Linked DNA regions of Homo sapiens: region 1 is linked to region 2. A link is a loop called in an ENCODE intact Hi-C map of the cell type or tissue named here. Cell type or tissue: PC-3. All regions are shown on one strand. Links, peaks and the distances in the headings refer to the core of each region. The heading gives the core; the rest is flanking DNA. Region 1 overlaps BHLHE40-AS1 (BHLHE40 antisense RNA 1). Region 2 holds the start of LOC124906209 (a long non-coding RNA gene).

Region 1 (10,093 bases), core at 4,571-7,070, 66 kb after region 2:
TCCAAATATATCAATGGTGTGAGAGACAAAGAGAGGAGACTAAAGCAATACGACAACGATATGCAATGAAGCATCCTTGATTGGATACCAGAGCAGGAGGGAAACAAACCATAACACTTTAAAGACATCACTGAGGCTAGGCGCAGTGGCCCATGCCTGTAATCCTAGCACGTTGGGAGGCTGAGGCGGGTGGATCGCTTGAGGTCAGGAATTTGAGACCAGTCCCTGGGCAACATTGCGAAACCTTGTCTCTACAAAAAAATACCAAAAATTAGCTGGGCGTGGTGACACCCGCCTGTGGTCCTAGTTACTAGGAAGGCTGAGGCAGGAGCATTGCTTGAGCCTGGGAGGTCAAGGCTGCAGTGAGCCAAGATCATGTCACTGCACTCCAGCCTGGGTGACAGAGTGAGACCCTGTCAAAAAAAAAAAAAAAAGCGCATTATTGAGACATTTGGGAAAAATCTGAATATAGATTATGTTCCATAATGTTCCTATATGTTAGATAATAACATTGCATTAATGTTAAACATCTTGAGTTCAATAATTACATTGTAGTCATGTAGGAGAATGTCTTTGTTCTTAGAAAATATATGCTGGAGTATTGAAGGGTGAAGTGTCGTTTTACCCACAACTCTTTTTTTTTTTTTTTTTTTTTGAGACAGAGTCTCGCTCTGTCCCCCAGGCTGGAGTGCAGTGGTGCAATCTCGGCTCACTGCAAGCTCTGCCTCCTGGGTTCACGCCATTCTCCTGCCTCAGCCTCCTGAGTAGCTGGGACTACAGGTGCCTACCACCGCGTCCGGCTAATTTTTTGTATTTTTAGTAGAGACGGGGTTTCACCGTGGTCTCGATCTCCTGACCTCATGATCCACCCGCCTCGGCCTCCCCAAGAGCTGTGATTACAGGCCTGAGCCACCGCGCCCAGCCTACCCACAACTAACACTTAATTGGTTTAGAAAAAAAAGTAAATATACACGTGTTTTTGTTTGTGTCCCTTTCTCTTTATATATGTGTGTGAAGAGAGAAAGAAATAAAGTGAATGTAGTAAAATGTTAACAATTGTTGAAACTTAAGGATAATGTTGGTAGTGTTGGTACTATGTTTTCAACTTTTCTGTAGGTTTGAAATTTTTCATAATAAAAATTTGGGATTTTTTTCTTTTTTTTTTTTTTAGATAGGGTCTTGCTCTGTTTCCCAGACTGGAGTGCAGTGGTGCCCAGCCAGTCGTCCCACCTCAGCCTCCTGAGTAGCTTGGGACCACAAGTGTGCATCACCATTCTTGGCTAATTAAAAAAAAAAAAAAAGTTATAGAGACAGGATCTCCCTATGTTGCGTAGGCTGGTCTTGAACCCCTGGACTCAAGCGAACCTCCAGCCTTGGCCTCCTAAAGTTCTGGGATTACAGACATGAGCCACTGCGTCCGGCCAGAACATTATTTTTAATTAGAAATAAGAGACTTCCAAAAAATGTTAGGTCTGAATATGTCTGCTTTGAGCTTTTACCTTCAGGAAATAAAAACTCACTATCTTTGAAGTTACTTCAAGAAGGCTCCTTCAATGGGGATCCTTAAGAAGCTTTGCCTGGGGGATAGGACATCTCCCTTTGGGGCTAGCTGGTGTCTTCAGTTGTTTGGGCAAGTCAAGGTCATAGTCTGGAGTAGATACATTCCTCTGGCAGTAGCAACCACACCTTCAGGGAACTGCCTCTCCTCAGTCATGTGCTTCTCTTGTGGTTGCCAATCATGCGACCCTGTCCCCGGGCCAAAGGATGGGCAAGTAATCCAGGCCTGGCCAACAATGTACCCCAGCACCCTAGTCACAGTGATTAGCTCAGGGAAGGGTGTGGGACCTTAGCTGGGCCAATCAGGCTCCTATCCTGATATCTTATTTATGGGTGCCAGGAGACTTTTATTTATTTATTTATTTATTTATTTATTTATTTATTTATTTATTTCTGAATGCTGCTACTTTCCCCTGGGATCCTTTGGCTAGCGTGATATCAATCTGGAGCTCCTCCGAGAATCCAGATTATTATGATTAACAGCTGTGCCCTTCCACAGGGTGATGTGGAGGCAGAATGAGAAGCAGTTGGCTTTGCTTCAGGGTCCCTGAAGGTGATCTTCCGGCTCCTGGGGCCTCTGTTTCTGAACTACAGGCAACATCTTATGCCACAGACCGAATTCTATTCTGTAGACCACATGGCACATATGCAAGTGTATGCGCCCCTCCACCAAATGTCTCCTTGTTTGCTCAAAGTCCTACCCTCTCATTGGTCATTCTTTCCATAGACATGGTAGGCCAACTGTGAGCAAAACCTTGAGCAAAGTGCTGTGGCCCGGTGCTTCCCAAACATCACATTGGCCACCTAAAATCCCCCAGAAGCCTTCCAAACACAGCTCTCTGGGTCCCATTCCCAGAAGTTTTGACAAGAGAATCTGTATGTTTAACAAGCCACCCAGGTAATTTGAAGGCCTGTTTGGGTTTGGAAAACACTGCAGGGGCAGAGAGGAATATCAAGGTAAATGTGGCTCAAAGTCATCTCTCAGGGAGCATTTAGATGAGGGAAAAGGATAAGGCAACTGAGCTAATTACACTATGAAGCAGGAATCAGTGCTGGGTACCAAGAGAACCCTTCCCAGCCTCGTGGAGGCGGGAAAGCTGACCAGTCCTAAGGTCATGCTGAGTCTTGCTGACGGGCACTCATGGGTTCTCCCTCCTCATTATCAAGCCTGCTTGGATCTCAAAACAGTGCCTTCCAAGGAAGGAGTCAACCTATATTTCAGCAAGTTCACACTGGAGAGTTGGGGAAATCAGACCATTTGGGGAATTCCTACTGATGCCTTTTTCTTTTGAGATAGGATCTCACTCTGTCACCCAGGCTGGAGTACAGTGGTGCCACCATGGCTCACTGCAGCTTCCGCATCCTGGGCTCAAGCAATTCTCCCACCTCAACCTCCTGAATAGTTGGGACCACAGAGGTGCACGACCATGCCCACTACTTTTTTGTTTTTTGTTTTGGTAGAGATGCGGTCTCCCTATGTTGCCCAGGCTTGTCTCAAACTCCTGGGCTCAAGTGATTCTCCTGCCTTGGCCTCCCAAAGTGCTGGGTTACAGGCATGAGCCACTTAGCCTGGCCTCCTGCTGATGCCTTTTAATGGAAAGAAAGGGAAGGTTGGAGGAGTGTGTGTGTGTGTGTGTGTGTGCACTGTGGTGTGCTGTGATGTGCTGTTTGTGTGTGTGTGTGTGTGTGTGTGTGTGTGTGTATGTATGTGGTGTGTAGTCTTAACTAGGGCTCTTGGCCAGCATGTGTTCACTACATTCTTGTCAAGCGAGAGAGTGTTTCATGGAGCCAAATAAAACTCCAAGTGACCTTTTCATCATATCAGAGTGTGTCATTGTGGATGAAAAGCACGGTGCATTGTAGTCATAATCACTGTTTTTTATTGGCCACCCATTAACATGCTGAGGAACATAATAGCCGCTTTACATACATTCTCATTTAATCCTCGCAGAACCCCATGAAATTAGGACTATTTTTTTGTTGTTGTTTAACAGATGGAGAAACTGAAACTTAGAGGGGTCAGTACAACCTTCTGTTTATGTTTTTTTAAAGTGTTTTTGTGAATGATCTTTAATAGATATTATAACCAAATGTACGTCAGTTAAGTTGCAAGCTTTCTTCTTCAAATATTTATTTGATGAATATTTATTGAGCCTCTATTATGTGCATAGTCCCTACTAGGTGTGATAGGAAAGACTGAAAAATATCACAAATAGCTCTTTTCCCTAAGGAGCAGTTAATTTGGTCTGGAGGTACAACAATCAAAGGATAGGCCAGGGGCAGAGGCTCATGCCTACAATTCCAGTTCTCTGGGAGGCCAAGGTGGGCAGATTGCTTGAGCTCAGGAGTTTGAGACCAGTTGCGCAACATAGTGAGACCCTGTTTCTTCAAAAAAATAAAAAAACACTGGGTGTGGTGGCACATGCCTGTAGTCCCAGCTACTCAGGAGGCTGAGGTGGGGAGAATTGCTTGAGCCCAGGGGGCAGAGGTTATAGTGAGCCAAGATCGCAACACCACACTCCAGCCTGGGCTACAGAGCCAGACTGACTCAAAAATAAAACAAAACAAAAAACATCGAAGGATTTTTTTTTTTGAGCTGCTTTCCCTGTTTGTGTTGTGCTTTTACAGCAATTATCAAATTGCATTTGGACTTAAGTTGTGCAAGTCTCTGCTCCTCCTTAGCCCCTTAGGGGTAAGGAACTCCATTTCACTCACCTTTGTATTCTCAGCACATAGTAAGTGCTTAATCAACGTTGATGAATCAATGAACTGATAAACTGGAATTTGGAGAGTGTGAATAAACATTCTAATCCTTTCTCAGATGCTGAAGAGCTTAATGAAACTTGCAAAGAAATCTAAATCCAGAATAGAAAATAGCTATTATTGAGCAAGGAAAACTTTTCAAACTAATGAGTACATTCCATACACAACCATTCAAAGTATTTCTTAACCAGCGTCCCTGGATGTCCCATGAGATGTTAATAAGTATTTCTTTAAAAAGAAGAAAAACTTCCACAGTCCAGTACATTTGGGAAATGCAGGGTTAGATAGGATTTCCTTACTGCAGGAGATCTCAGAGCCTTTAATAGACAGGCGTGCACTGTGTATAAACCAGAAGCTGTAAGTAGTTTGAAGAATATACTGTACATGGTAAGCAATATTTTCCAAATGTGTCTGACAGTGGACACTTCAGGGTAGCAGTGGAGGGAGTAAAGAAAAGAATTAATTGCAGGGTCAAGACTAGAATAAGGTAAAGGAGACAGCTAGGGCGCAAGATCTAAGAAAGTACCTACTTGCACGAAAACACTAGCACAACCCTGAGACTGAGGGTCTCCTTACATGCTGCACCCTGGTCACCTTGCTTCATCCCAGGCCCAGACCAGGGGTAATCATTTTGTTTCTGTTTGTTGTTGTTGTTTGTTTTTAAATCAGTACTCTACAAACAAGGAAGGGGTAATCATTTTGAAGATGACGACAAACATTTCTGAATCTTCTTTTCCCCTATTTTGTCATGATTCTGGCTCAATTTTAGAGTTGTGAGTTGTGGAGGCCTTTCCTGGCCCTGGCCCCAAGGCAGAGCCTTCTATGGAGTTCTGGCCAAGGACACGGGAACCCAGTTGGTGCATGGAGCAGGATCAGGCAGCCCCTTCAGACTGGTTCAGGAAAAGGAAATCCAAATGGAATGAGTCTGTTCTACACACCAGAAGAAGTTGCCAGTTGCTCAATTTCCTTTCTTTCTTCTCCTTTTTTTTTTGAGTTGGAGTCTTGCTCTGTCACCTAGGCTGGAGTGCAGTGGTGCAATCTCGGCTCGCTGCAGCAGCCTCCACCTCCTGGGTTGAAGCAACTCTCATGCTTCAGCCTCCCCAGTAGCTGGGATTATAGGCAGGTGCCACCATGTTTGGCTAATTTTTGTATTTTTAGTAGAGACGGAGTTTCACCATGTTGGTCAGGCTGGTCTTGAACTCCTGGCCTCAAGTGATCTGCCTACTTTAGCCTCCCAAAGTGCTGGGATTACAGGTGTGAGCCACTGAGCCTGGCCCCCTTCATTCTTGAAAACAACAGAGATTAAGAGAACGTCAATAAAGAATTCCCTAATGACTAGGATAATGACTGGCACTCAGTAAGTTGAATGAATGAGTGAATGAATAATGAAAAAATAAATAGAAGAGGAGCCATGAAAAGCATCACAGAATAAACAAATATGAATCAGAGAGGTCCCTGACATCTCTCTCTTTTTTAATTGTGTTCCTTTGCACTATGACGATAACTGCCCTCTCCGTGCAGTCTCTCCTCTGAACCGGATGTTCTGCTTAGATCTTTGGGTTTTTCCATTTGTACAGTCTCCTTATTAATGTCCCTCCCAACGTAAAGTCCTGTTTGATCTTAGAGCTAATGAGTAAAGCTGGGTGGGGCAAAAAGCCCGAGAAAAAACTGTTCAAGAAAGCGTGTACACTCTGCAAACTCTCTTTCTTTCCGTCATCCATTTTATTTCTTCCGGTTTCTTTTCTTTTCTTTTTTTTTTTTTTTTTTGAGATGGAGTCTCACTCTGTTCCCCAGGCTGGAGTACAGTGGCACAATCTCGGCTTACTGCAACCTCCACCTCCTGGGCTCAAGCAATTCTCCTGCCTCAGCCTCCCGAGTAGCTGGGATTACAGGTGTTTGCCACCCGCCTGGCTAATTTTTGTATTTTTAGTGGAGACGGGATTTCACCATGTTTGCCAGGCTGGTCTCGAACCCCTGACCTCAGGTGATCTGCCTGCTTCAGCCCCCCAAAGTGCTATCCCATTTCTTTAAATCCGTGAAAACAATCATCTTGAAGGGTTGCAAGCTTGTCCAGCCTGCCTTATTTTGTTGTTGTTGTTCTGTTTTGTTTGTTTTAGGTTTTGGCATTCTGAAGCCGTGGTTTTTAGTTTCTGTCTCTAGTGATAAGTGGAAAAGAGGGATGAGGAAGGGGCTTTACTGGCCCAACCAGAAAGAGAAACTAAGAACCCATGACTGTATTCTCTTCCTTGGACACCCCTATACTAGTGACAGATACTCAGCGGCACTTAATATACTCATGAGTTCAGTGTCTTTTTAGCTCTTAGGCACTCCGCTCCTTTTTTTTTCTTTTGAGATGGAGTCATGCTCTGTCGCCCAGGCTGGAGAGCAGTGGCGCAATCTCGGCTCACTGCAAGCTCTGCCTCCCGGATTCAAGCGATTCTCCTGCCTCAACCTCCCCAGTAGCTGGGATTACAGGCGCCCGCCACCACACCCGGCTAATTTTTGTGTTTTTAGTAGAGATGGGGTTTCACCATGTTGGCCAGGATGGTCTCAAACTCGTGACCTCAGGTGATCCGCCCAACTCAGCCTCCCAAAGTACTGGGATTATAGGCGTGAGCCACAGTGCCCGGCCACCCCACTTCCTCTTAAGTGAAAATACTTCAGGGTAAATTCAATCTAAATAAATGTAGTGAAATATATGGTTTTTAAATACTACGTTGGCATGATAACCATGCCCATTCAGAAAGCATGCTGAAATATTAGATAATGAGCAAAGCTTCACTTGTTTGGTCATTAATCTAATTAAACTATTATAAGCAACTGATATTAAAATACCATTTTTGTATATCATAGTCCAGTTAAATAATTAAAAAGCCAAAAGGGCATATTTCCAGAATTAAAATGGCTACCGTGTTTACCAAATATCTTTAAACTTCCAGGCCAATGATTTGGTTTCCTGAGAATTGCCATCAGAAATTTAACACTCCAGATCCAGAAATCTGAAAAAACATCTTTCTGTGTTTCTCAGGACCTCATCTGACATGCTGGTGTAAATGGAGACTATGCCTGCACTATCCCATTAAATTATCAATTTATCTTGCCTCTTAAACATTTTCAATATTCCATCTCTTTTGGTATTTGCATTTCATTAGACCAGACCATTTTAAGTAACAATACCTATTTTCCCTTGATGACAAAACATTTCGACCAGCGCATAAGATGTTTGTAATACATTTAATAATTTCTATAATCAAGTGGTTGAATCTATAAGGATCCATGCATCCTCATAGACGAATGCAGGTTGGAGGGTAAACCTTACCCTCCAAACTGCAGACACTAGAGATCAAAGGCTGCCAAGTTTCCACGCCGTTTCTGTGTTTATGTTTGCATGCTTTTTTGGAACCATTTCACTGTGACACACGAAAGCAGAGGAGACGACTTAAAGATCCTTTCTGGGTGAGGAGAACCTTGGATTCTACTCCTAAACACTCAGTGATATTGGGAGAAACTATTAATCTTACCAAAAGCTTCACGAAGCAGATATTTTATACCTTTCCAAGATGTTGTTGGCATAACATCAGGTCTGTATACAGAGGCCTCCTCGAGTTCTGCCAGGACAAAAGCTCTTTTGTACTGGATAAGGATGGGGAAAATGCCTGTTGGGTTTGGGTTGGCTTAAACAGCATGGGTTTTCACCACCAAGTGGGCTAATTTACTGCCTTAGTTCTAGTGAGTCACACTGCATCCTCTCTCTTGAGGGTCAAGTCTCCAGTCCAAAAGGGTGTTTTGAATTGGCCACACCATTGTGTATGGCTGGTCATCCCCAGCTGATTTCACTGTGGTGTCAGATGGTCTAAGAATTCATCATTAATACAATAATGAAAACCTGCTCCAGGTAATGAATCAACTTGGCTTAACTTCTCCCATGCTGGGGATGGTATCTGCCCCCTCTTGAGTCTTCCTGAATGACCATACGTGGTTAGGTGTCTTGGTTTCAAAGGATATTCCTATAGGTACAGTGAGTTGAGGAAGTGAGATGATCAACACACATTGTAGAGTATTGAAGGCAATTGAGTTTAACTTATAACAAGTGCCAATGTACCAAAAACACCCAGGTATTACTAACTATTAACAAAACTGCAGATAATCCAGCCCTTAGCTACCAGTACAATCTTGTCTGTGTCCCTTGCCGTACAATCAAGACCCTCAAATCACACTGGCCTTGTATCTGGTCTGAGAACATGCCAAGCCCCCTCCCACCTCAGCACCTTTGTCCTTGCTGTCCTTCCTCCCAGAATGCCCCTGTCCTGGCTTTTCTGGCTCGCTCCTTATCATTCCTTGGGTCTCAGCCTAAATGTTCCATCATCAGAAGGGCCTTGTGGCCTCCTCACCTCCTGCCCCATTATTTTCTATCTCACTACCTCGTTTATTTCCCTCATGACAGCCATCATGTTCAGAAATTAATTGATTTTATTTATTTGTTTATTCATGTGTTGTCTGTTTCTCCCCTCTAGAAGCATAGAGATTGGATTTATTTCTCCGGTTCACAATGCCAAGTGCAGGAAGGCATTTGCTATGGATTAAATTGTGTCCTCCCACAAATTCTAATGTTGAAGGCCCAACACCTGATGTGATGGTGTTTGGAGATGGGACGTTTGGGAGGTGATTAGGTTTAGGGGAAGTCGGGAGGGAGGGACCCTCATGATGGCATTAGTGTCTTTATAAGAAGAGACACCAGAGTGCTCTTCTGCTTGTGAGGACACAAGGAGAAGGCAGCTGACTGCAAGCCAGGAAGACAACCCACACCAGAACCCGACCATGCTGGTGCCCTGATCTCGACTTCCAGCCTCCAGTGAGAAAATAAATTCCTTTTGTTTAAGCCATGCTGTCTATGGCATTTTGCTATGGCACCTGGAGCTAACCAATACGGCACTTCAGTCTTTGTTGAATGAATGACTGAATGAATATACAATCTCCTGTAGTAATCAAGAGTTACATTTTGTAATCTGAGTGGTTCTGGATAATTTTTTTAAGTATCCATTCACCAGGAGTTCACACTATATTTGCGAAGCCATTGTGACATGGAGCTTTATTAAATGACATGGAGCTTTATTAAATACAACTTGTCTATTTTTCTTTGGTACTCTTATCACAAATCCTTATTATTCTAAACTGTACTGAAAGATACCTCCAGGCAAAGTTCATGTGCACAGCTGGCCATGAGTTCATAAGTCTTAACCAACCAGGCTTATCTATTAAATAGCTTAAAAAAAAAAAAAGTACTGGCCAGTTGTTTGAATTGTTCAAAAGTTTTAACACCATGTAGACAAATCCACAAAGTTCTGAACATCTCCAGAGGACATGTGCCCAAGGTGGTCAGGGCATAGCTGGTTTGTTTGTTTGTTTAAAAATTTTTTCTTTCCATAGGTTTTTGGGGAACAAGTGGTATTTGGTTACATGAGTAAGTTCTTTAGTGGTGATCTGTGAGATTTTGGTGCACCCCTCACCTGAGCAGTATACATTGAACCCAATTTATAGTCTTTTATCCCTCACCCTCTTCCCAGCTTTTCCCCCAGAGTCCTCAAAGTCCATTGTGTCATTCTTATGCCTTTGCATCCTCATAGCTTAGCTCCCACTTATGAGTGAGAACATACAATATTTGCTTTTCCATTCCTGAGTTACTTCACCTAGAATAATACTCTCCAATCCCATCCATTCATTCCTTTTTACGGTAAAAGCTAAAATTTAAATTTTCTTTGTTTGTTAAAAAAAA
Region 2 (10,093 bases), core at 3,811-6,310:
ATATGGGTCAATCATGTCATACAAGAAAGTAACTCAATGCTCACATTTCATAAACTTTAAAAAAAAATGGAGATTTTCTCAGTAATGCTTTTTTTCCTTCTTTTAGATTATTAATAAAAACCTCTACATTTACTGAGGAAGTATTTAAAATTAATTTTGACTTCATGTATTTGCATTTATACGTGTTGCTATTTATGGGCAAAAACTATTCAATGTACAATTAGTGATATTTTTCCCCAAGGGATGAGTTCATGTTTCCACTGAAGAAATTAAACACACACTTTTGATGTATTCACTCTAATTTCAGGATCGATATTCTGAAGAATAAAAATACCCTGTCCAAAACTTGGAGAGTTACTTTGATTTCTTTTTTAATTTCAATTTCATATGTCAGCTCCACCCAAGACTAAGTTCTGCTCCAGGTTCTGATAGTACTGAAATTGCTTTCTCTTTTTCCTAGAGTACGACATAATTCTTACCTAAATGTCAGATAGTCATGGTATTCTTATAAATACCCTTGTTTACAGTAAACTTAATGTATGTTTGGAAAATAATTCATTAAACACTGTAAAATGCTAGTGTTGACGACTTCCTTGTCAACACTAGAAGAGTGAAAGAGCTGATTTAGGATTTGGCCATTTGTAGTGACGACCTAGCAAAATAATTAAGAAAAAACTATTCAACGTTCCCGTTCCATTGATTTCATTTACAGAATGCCAGCTGGTTCCAGTGCTTCTCTGTTTAAATGAATACTAATTTCAAGCTTTTCGAACAGACCTTGCTTAAGGAAAGTCAGGAATACAACATCAGCAAGTTATCCAGCATCAAGTGCAGGCTGCGTGCCTGATGTTTGCAACTGACTCATGAGATTCTGGTGTCTCAAGGATATCTATTTGATATCTTATTCTCAGCTATATAATCTTCCAGATTAAATTGCACCAGAAATAATCTGTGTACACCCCACAGAGAGTAAATAATTAGACATATCTCTGCTCTTCCCTTTTTCCACTCTTGCACATGACTTTGCATGTAATTATGTAAAACCTGCAGGCCTGATATTTTCATTATAATCCTGCAATTACAATTATATAACCAGCTTGCTGTTTCCAATTAAAAATATTTTTTTAAGCGACAAAACTGCCCTACAATGAATGCAACTTATGGTGAAGTTTCCCAGCGATCACACTGGGGAATTCAGAAGCAGAGCTAAAACACTTTCTTCCAACTCTCTGCCCAGTTGATCCATTTATCCCTTTAAAATACATTATGTAGAATCAAAAAATATTTCTGGTCTGAGTATATGGAGGTTCCCTGGGATTTAGGGGATTTCGCTTGAAATAGATTTTTTTTTTCCACAAGATTTCAGCTTTTGCAGAATTAGCTCTGATATGAATAATATTTTCACATCATTTCAAACGCATTTAAATTTCTGAAGGTGTTGCTTAAGGAAGCAACCAATGCAAACTTTGTTAACAGGAAAAACCATGTTTAAAATAAAAAATTAAGCACGGCAGGTACCTAAAAGCCTAAAAACAGAAACAGCATGGAACATTTCTAAGAGTTGGAACGTGTAAAAATATGTATGTTAAAAAAAAAAAGTTCAGAAATAGATCCAAATATATGTGGGATAAAAATTGCATTATAAATCAGAGTGGAATGAAAATAGGGATAGTTCAATATTTGATACTGAGCTACCTGGGCAGCATTCTAGGGGAAAGCCTGTCTTACACCAGGCCAAATTTCAAATGAATAAAAAATGTAAAGGTCAACACCAAAAGCTACCCAAGATCTAGGAGAAAAACAGGATACTTTCTTAATGACCTTGAATATGGTAGACCTTTTCAACTATGAGTCAAATCCAAAAGCCGTAAGAGAAAATACTGGTAAATTCAGGTACATAAAAATAAAATTTATTTTACATTTTATTTTTAAAAATAAAATTTATTTTACATTTTATTTTTAAAAATAAAATTTTACATTTTATATAAGATGAGATAAAAATATTTGTAATTCATACTAATAAAGGTCTTATCTTCCTACTACAGAGGAGCTTAAGTTGAGAAGAAAAACACAAACAGCCCAAAAGAAAATCATACAAGAGGAAAACAATGGGAAAAATTAGATACCATTTTTCTTCATTTGTTCACACACACAAAAAAAGTTTGATGACACCAAGTGGAAAATATTGTTATGTATTACTGTTAAATGCATTAAGTTACTATAAACTTTATGTGTAGGGCATTTTGGCAGTATCTACAAAATTACTAATTATTCCTTTGGCTAGCAATTCTACCTCCACGGATATATTTGTGAAATGACCCTACATAAGATTATTCACTACAGAAATGTTTGTTGGAAACAACACAAATATTCGTCAACTGGAGACTAGTTAAATAAATTATGGTAGCTCCATATAGTGGAATACTATACAGCTATAAATAAGGAGAAAGGGAAAGGGTCCATGTACTGACTTAGAAAGATCTCCAAGAAATAAATAAAATTAAGTGGGTGGTGGGGAAGCAACGGCACAACAGTGTCTGCAGTATGCTACCTTTTGCGTAAAAAGAGACAAGAAAAACTACACTGATTTGTATCAACCCAATACTACCTAGGAAAAAAGATTTGTTGGTATGTGCTAAACAAACTATGTTTACATATACACATAATAACATCAGGACCAGGTGTGGTGGCTCATACCTATAATCCCAGCACTTTGAGAGGCCAACCGGGGGAGGATGGTTTGAGCCCAGGAATTTGAGACCAGCCTAGGCAACACAATAACACCCCATCCCTTAAAAAATTAAAATAAAAATTAGCTGGGCATGGTGGTGTGCACCTGTAGTTCCAACTACTCAGTAGGCTGAGGTGGAAGGATCACTTGAGCCTGGGAGGTTGAGGCTGCAGTGAGCCGTGATGGTGCTGCTGCACTCCAGCCTGGGCAATGGAGTGAGACCCTACCTCAAGAACAGAAAAAGAAAAAAGAAAAGAACGTCAGGTGTGCAGCTGTCTGTGTGTGTCTAGGGTGGTTGGGAACTAGGTAGATGGGGTCAGGGTTGTGAAACAATTTTTAAATTTTCAATAATATGCATATTACCTGTTCAAAAATTAAATCAAAACCAATATTTTTCCCTAATCTAAGCCTAGATGATATTTACTTTACTTCTGATTATGTATCTCTTTAATGACACATTCTTTAAAATTATATGTTGTGCTAGAAATGTAAGATTAATTAGGTTTGGTTGAAATTCATTATTGAAAGAGTAGGTTACAAAAATTAATCATATTCTTGACACTTCTTACTCAATTTTGGCTTTCTTTGTATAATTCTTCTTTATACTTCTACTTCAAATATAACCCTTCTATGTTGCTTAGAAATCTGTGAGAACATTCACTGATCAAGGACCCTAACCTTGTCACTGAAGAATTTTAATCAATTTGAAGTTTTTATGAGCATATAAACGTGTTAAAGTTTTTTTTGTTAAAGTTTCATTCTTTATCACGTACATGAAGTTCTACTAAAGAAGTTAATTGGCCATCTGCATTTCTTATCTATTTTTCCTCTTAAAGTGGAATATAAAATCCTACTTTTATCCTAGGATGAAAAATCATTCCTTCAAGTGGTAAGATGTCTTCAGTGCATGCAAGGATATTTTCCTGACTGTATAAGATTCTCACCAAACACCACCATATTTCTTTTAGAGATCTTTTACTTTGTATTTAACAAGAACTCTTTTTTTCTTTGACACGATTAAGGTTTTATTCCAGTTAATCGCAAACACAATTTAACCTTCAGGAGTTCCCTTTTAAAAAGTTTGCTCTTTCACTTCACTCATTATACATCCTCAGCCCACCCTGTAGATGTATTTTGGAACACTTCACATAATTATTAAGTAATTGTATCATTTGTTCTTTCATGTTTGTCTTCTGGTAGCTTCAAGGATAGGAACCAAATCTCTCCTATTCACCGTAGTTACAGTCCCCATGCCCCAAGAAGTCTAATGAATTGTCTTGTACATAGTAAATTCTCAGTATGCAGTATATTTGTTGAACAAATGAATTGCCTTTGTCTTAACATCTTAACGTCTATTAAAATTACAAGCTCCTTGAGATTAGAGACTGTTTCAAAGGAGTTGGTTTGGTATACAGCTAAAACAGTATAGAACCAAATTACATACTTAATTCATTTATCATGAATGAAGCAATCACACATCACTGGCAACAGTAATATTGACAGACCCATAATCAACATCCTTGAAGTAACAGAACATTGCTGGCTTGACTAAAAATAATACAAATTTCAAATTATATTTTGTGTCAAATAATTCTGACAATTTTTTATGCTTCACTGAGAATATTAACCTTTGCAATGAGGTGTTATCCACTTCCAAGATAGGTTCTACATGACCTATATGAAATAGAGTTTACCTCCAGTAGGCAGTCTTTTCATAAAGCCCAGCAAAATAGTGTGAGGGTTGGATACTAAAAGCATTTACAGTATGTACAAGTGGAAAAAGTGTATCATCCATTCAAAACTGTTTAATTTTCCTTGGGTTGTTATAATGACAACTTCCTTAACCTGATAACAGATTTTTAAAAATGTAATCATGTATTTATTTTATGGTTTGCACAAGATGTACCTTTAGTACATCCAGATTTTCATAACCCGTCAAACAGTTTTTCAGTATGTGTTATGGCAGGATATTCTAGAACTGCCAAGAAAAGTAAATTCACAGAGCTGCCTGCAATTCACTAACTATAACAAATTAGCATAAGCAGCTCCATTTTAGAAGGCACGGCTTTTACAAGTTACACAGAAAAATAATGTTGGGTTTGCATTTCTATCATTAAAAACTGCCCTTGCCATGAATGGTTACACTGTGAATATTAAACACAGCCCAGATAATTCAGTGTAGCTCGTCTGTTTGAGGTGGAGCTCCTTAATGAAACATTTGGTTATGATCTGAAGACTAACTAGGAAAACTAGCTAACAAGCACCTATTTTTACGGAATTTTTTCTACTTTAAAAAAAAAAAACGCATATCAAATAAAACCTCTCAACACTTGTCAGCTCTCCTGTGAACATACCATATAAATGGACTGGCACCGGCTGCCAGAGAAAACGAAAGGCCAAATTACTCTCTCCCACCCATGCTGTGAAGTTCAGAGAGAAATCTGTCCTAGACCCAAACCACACAGATAGCATACAATGCACCATTTAGCAAGAATGAAAGAATGGATAAAATTCTTCAGATTTCTCTGCACAATAGCAAAGATCTTATTTTGTTAGTCACCATCACAATTTAAAAGGCCTCTGGTGGTTGCTCACAGAACAAAACAAAGGTATTTTCAAATATCTAATTTGCTTAAGCTCTGTTCATTCTGGCCAAAACTCCAAAAGGCATAAAAACTGTGGCTGCAGGCTTACCTTATTCCAAACATATCCGCAGTGCCGTCAGTTGCCAGTGTCATACTAAAGAGGTCTCATCAGTACCTAGAATAAATCAATCAAGGAAGTGAATTTAGAGTCTGGGTTTTGATTCTGGGAAACATGAAACTGTTTATAACCATCCTGGGAATACTATTTTCGAGCAACCTGGGCAATATAGTGAGACCCTGCCTCAGAAAAAAAAAAACATATCTTTTTACAGAACGGAATACACTATTGGCCAGCTTCGGAATTTTGTGAATGCAGCTGCTTGGAGGGCAGGACCTTCGTTCACCCCTTCCACTCCAACCCGTGGAGAAGGTTGAAGGGACTGTCAGTGCCAGCCTGCTTTATGGTGGGCGAGAGAGTGTGGGGATGGGGGCAGAGATGCAAACTAAATAAGGTTTAAAGAGAAATTAGAAGATGCCTGTCCTGCCATGGACCGTCACAAACAGGCTCTTATTTTTCTGTTGGACTCTAAACTTTAATTTACCCACGTATTCTCTCTTCCTCAAACTCAGAATGTTAGACTTACCCTTCACCCTCCCTCGTGCCTCCTCCCCAAGCACTTTCCCACAGGTATTCCCTATTGAAACACAGGTGGTTGCCCATGCTGGAAATTTGGAAATGTCCCAGTTACAGCCCTTTTCAATCAATCACCAAGTCCAGGTGAATCTACCTCTTTAATAACGTCAGTGTTTCCAGTTTTGTGCATCCCTACAATGGCCACCTAATGCAGCCCATTCTGGTCTCTTTCTTGGATTTTGATAACAACTTCCTAAATTATCTTCCCACCTCCAAGTTGTTACCACTCCTTTCTGGTCTTTTTTATTTTTTTTTTTTTGAGACACGGTCCCACTCTGTCGCCTAGCCTGGAGTGCAGTGCAGCAAACACTGGTCACTTCAGCCTCAGCCTCCAGGGCTCCAGCGATCCTCCCGCCTCCTGAGTAGCTGGAACTACATGCGTGCGCCACAATGCCTGGCTAATTTTTGTATTTTTAGTAGAGACGAGGTCTTGCCATGTTGCCCAGGCTGGTTTTGAACTCCTGAGCTCAAGTGATCCTCCCACCTTGGCCTTCCAGAGTTCTGGAACTACAGGCATGAGCCACCATGCCCAGCCCCCTTCTAGTCCATTTTTTTTACACCCACATCGATTCTTCCCCCGTGCTGATCGTATCATTCCCAAACTTAATATCTGACATTCAGAGTCATCGTGTTTTTTCCCCATCTTATTTTGACCTCAGTTTACCTCTCTCGTTTTATCTTGAGCCTCTTCTGCGCACAAACACCAAAACGCTCTACTTTTTGGTTGCCTGAGAGCAGCGTACCAGATCAAAACCTGGGAACTTCGTATTTGTCCTTTTCTCTCTGCCAGGAATATCGTCCTCTCCATTTGCCCAATGAGCCCCACCTCCTCATCATTTTTACCTCTGTGGAAATCCCTTCCTTCCAGAAGCCTCCACTCACTTCTGATGCCAAGGAGCTTCTGCGGCGCCCTGCACGCACCTTTACAGATGCAGGTGGCTGTTTCCTGTGTTAGACTGCAAGCTCCCGTGAGCTGGGTCCATTGCTCATCGTTGACTTGGCCTGGCAAATAATGACTTGGCCTGGTAAATAATCATTATTTGGTAAATAATGATTACACGAACAAATGTAACTAAGACATCCAGATACAATCTAATGCATTTCATGCAACTCGTGTAACCAAGTGAGGTTTTCCAGCTGTTTCAGCTTCTATTATAACTTACATTACAGAACTGGGGTGTCCCAAGCACCAGATTATAAGAATCACCTGAGTCACTTGACAAACTAACAGCATCCTGTCTCTTAAAGAGACACACGGGAAACTGGTAAAAGTGAATCTGAAGGAAAAAACTGGTGATCAGAACCAGGAATACACTTGTTTTTCACTGCATACCCTTTAGATTTGCCTTGAGTTAAAAAAAAAAAAAAAAGAAAAATACACACACAAACACACTCTCTCTCTCATTTAAAATAAATATATTTACTTTATATATCTTATATATTCATATATTGCTGGAAGAATACACAAGAAACCAACAACATTGAGCACCTCCAGGTAGGTGAATTGGGATACTGAGAGAACAAAGTTGGGATAGAGACTTTATAATGACACTCTTTTATACCTTTTGGAATTTCCCATCATTTTAAATGTATGACCTGGTCAAAAAATTTAAAAATTAAACAAAATCACAGGCTGGGCACAGTGGTTCATGCCTGTAATCCCAGTGCTTTGGGAGGCCAAAGTGGGAGGATCACTTGAGCCCAAGAATTCAAGACCAGCTTGAGCAACATAGCAAGATTCCATCTCAACAACAACAAAATTTTAAAAATTAGCCAGGTGTGGTGACACATGCCTGTAATCCCAGTTATTTAGGAAGACAGGATGGGAGGATCGCCTGGGCCCAGGAATTCAAGGCTGCAGTGAGGTATGATGGTGCCACTGTACTCCAGCCTGGCAAGACTCTGTCTCTTAAGTAAATAAATAAATAAATACACAGATTTTCAGACCCATCCCTGGATGTTCTGATTCATGAAGCTGGAAGTGGGGCCTAAAAAAATCTGTATTTTTAATAAATTCCCTGGGTAATACCTATGATCAGGTAAGTTTGAGGAACACTGTTAAGGTTGGACTTGATCTTAGAGATCATCTAATCCAGTAGTTCCCAAACCTGGGCATCATCCTTGACTTAATCAGAATGTCCAGGGAAGGGTCCAGGGAAACCAGTGCTTTAAAAAGTGCTCCCAGATGATTCCAATGCAGGCACTGGCTTGCAGCTTGCATTGGGACCCATGACAAGAGTGCCATCCATCACCCAACCAATACACGAATTGCTTCTCAGTATCGTATGCACAGAAATGTCTCCATCATTATTGCAGCTGGCCTTCAAAAGAGCCCTTGGCGACTCTCCCTTCCTGGTATTCATGCCTTTATGTAGTTTCCTCCCACACTGAGTAGGGCTCACCTGTAGAACCCATAGGATATTGTGGGAATGATGGAGCGTGGCTTCCAACACTAGGCTGTCAAAGATATTGTGGCTTCTGCCTTGTTCTCTCTTGGCTTGTCTGCTCTGGGGAAGCCAGCTGCCATGTTACGAGGATGCTCGGGGGCCACATGGTGAGCAACTGAGTCCTCCTGCCAATCACCAGCACTGACTTGCCAGTTACGTGAGTAAACCCTGTTGAAAGTGGCTCCTCCAGTCCCAGGCAAGCCTTCAGTTGACTGCAGCCAGGGCTGACATCTGGACTGCAATCTCATAAGAGATCCTGAGACAGAACCACCAAGCTGCATCACTCCTCCATTTCTGGCCCATTGAAACTGAGTGAAGTAGTAAATGCTTAATATTGTTTTAAACTGATAACAGGGTTTTTTGGGGGGAGGTGGGGTGCAGGAGATTGTCACACAGCCGTAGATAACTCATACAATCATATTTTCCCACAAGTGCATTTCTTACCAGTGGCCCCATTTCCGTTTCATCTCCCGTCTGGAAAAATATTCTCTTCCCCAAGCCTGCAAGTAAGGTATTATAACATATTTGCTTTCACAGGTTGAGTGTTAGTTTAGAGTGCCATCATGGGGCTTTCTAACTTGGGCAGCACAACTTCTCAAATACTGTCAGTTAGCAGTGGGGAAACTCGTCAGTCTTACTTCCTGTGGTTCTCTGTGGCTTGGCTTGAGTGGATGGGGAAAAACCAAATGATCTTTTTTTGTGGTGATGAAGTGCTGAGCCCTTGTCCACTGTAGGCCCAGTTCTGGCATTCTCCATGCCCACTGAGGCCTCTCTCTGACCTTTCCCTACACATAGAAGGCAGGACAACTGTAAATGCTCTTTAGCTTGTGATGTGATGTCTGTGCATTACATCTGCCAGATTCTGGATCTTGACCTGAAAATATTGGTTTCTGTTTTGACAGAGGAGATGGGCACCTGATTTTCATCTGGAAAATGATATGTGTGCAACATTGCCAGTATCAGAAAGAGTATTTCATATGCAATTACCCTCCAAGCCCTAGGAGGACTTTAAGTCCTTGGAAGGAAGCCAACCTACTCACTGTCCTTGATGTCATCTACAAAGTCAGAATGGTAGAAATCACATTAGACTTCACTAACGAATCATCAGCCAAAGTCTTAAAACAAATATGTGCATTTGCTTCATGCCAGCTCTTCCTTTTTTCTGCCAGTTTCTGACAATTATGGTCACTTAGCTTTGATCTCACCGGACACCTGATTATTTAAAAAGCCAAAATCCTAAACCCACTGGTGTTATTCTGCTTGCAGATAAAAGCAAAGGTCCATTTGTGAAACATCAAAAGGAATTAGGAAAATGTGGGATGTGTGTTGCTTGGTGTTGCCTAGCAATATGGTTAGGGCACAGGAATCACAGAGAGGATGAAATTCACAGCCACAAGGAAATCATATTATTCATAATAAACACACACACGCACACACACATCCTGACATCTCTGCAAGAATGTTATAAACTGAGTACAGAATTATAGTCACAAGTAGAATAATCTTCGGAGCACTGAAGAATAAACATTCTAGTTGATTGGTTGCTTATACTTCAATGTCTATATGAGTACATCACTCACTTAAATGCAAAAGCATTAAATGCCTGTGAATGGAGTTTACAATATGTCTCATAGAC

Evidence for each region. Hi-C counts contacts between places; a loop is a spot of excess contacts. Peaks named below come from ENCODE experiments on the same cell type or tissue, not always from the same donor. Only the 100,000 strongest peaks of a DNase experiment are listed, where the experiment ranks them.
Region 1: a loop joins it to region 2, with 3.0 times the contacts of the local background. A loop is called at or near these places in 9 of 110 quality-filtered maps.

The regions. Positions count from the first base shown.
Region 1 is chr3:4,945,287-4,955,379 of GRCh38, forward strand. The region is part of intron 1 of BHLHE40-AS1 (BHLHE40 antisense RNA 1); the gene reads right to left. Among named protein-coding and RNA genes, the nearest start is that of BHLHE40, 29 kb to the right of the region's middle. RefSeq lists a silencer at 732-896. In PC-3, for the core only: no CTCF peak of the experiment used is centred there; a DNase peak (open chromatin) is centred at 5,875; H3K4me3 peaks cover 923 bases; H3K27ac peaks cover 1,940 bases.
Region 2 is chr3:4,880,298-4,890,390 of GRCh38, forward strand. LOC124906209 (a long non-coding RNA gene) reads right to left here and starts at 7,322. Exons shown (of 5, transcript XR_007095795.1): 1 at 6,854-7,322; 2 at 5,426-5,491. In PC-3, for the core only: a CTCF peak has its summit at 5,343; no DNase peak of the experiment used is centred there; H3K27ac peaks cover 1,049 bases.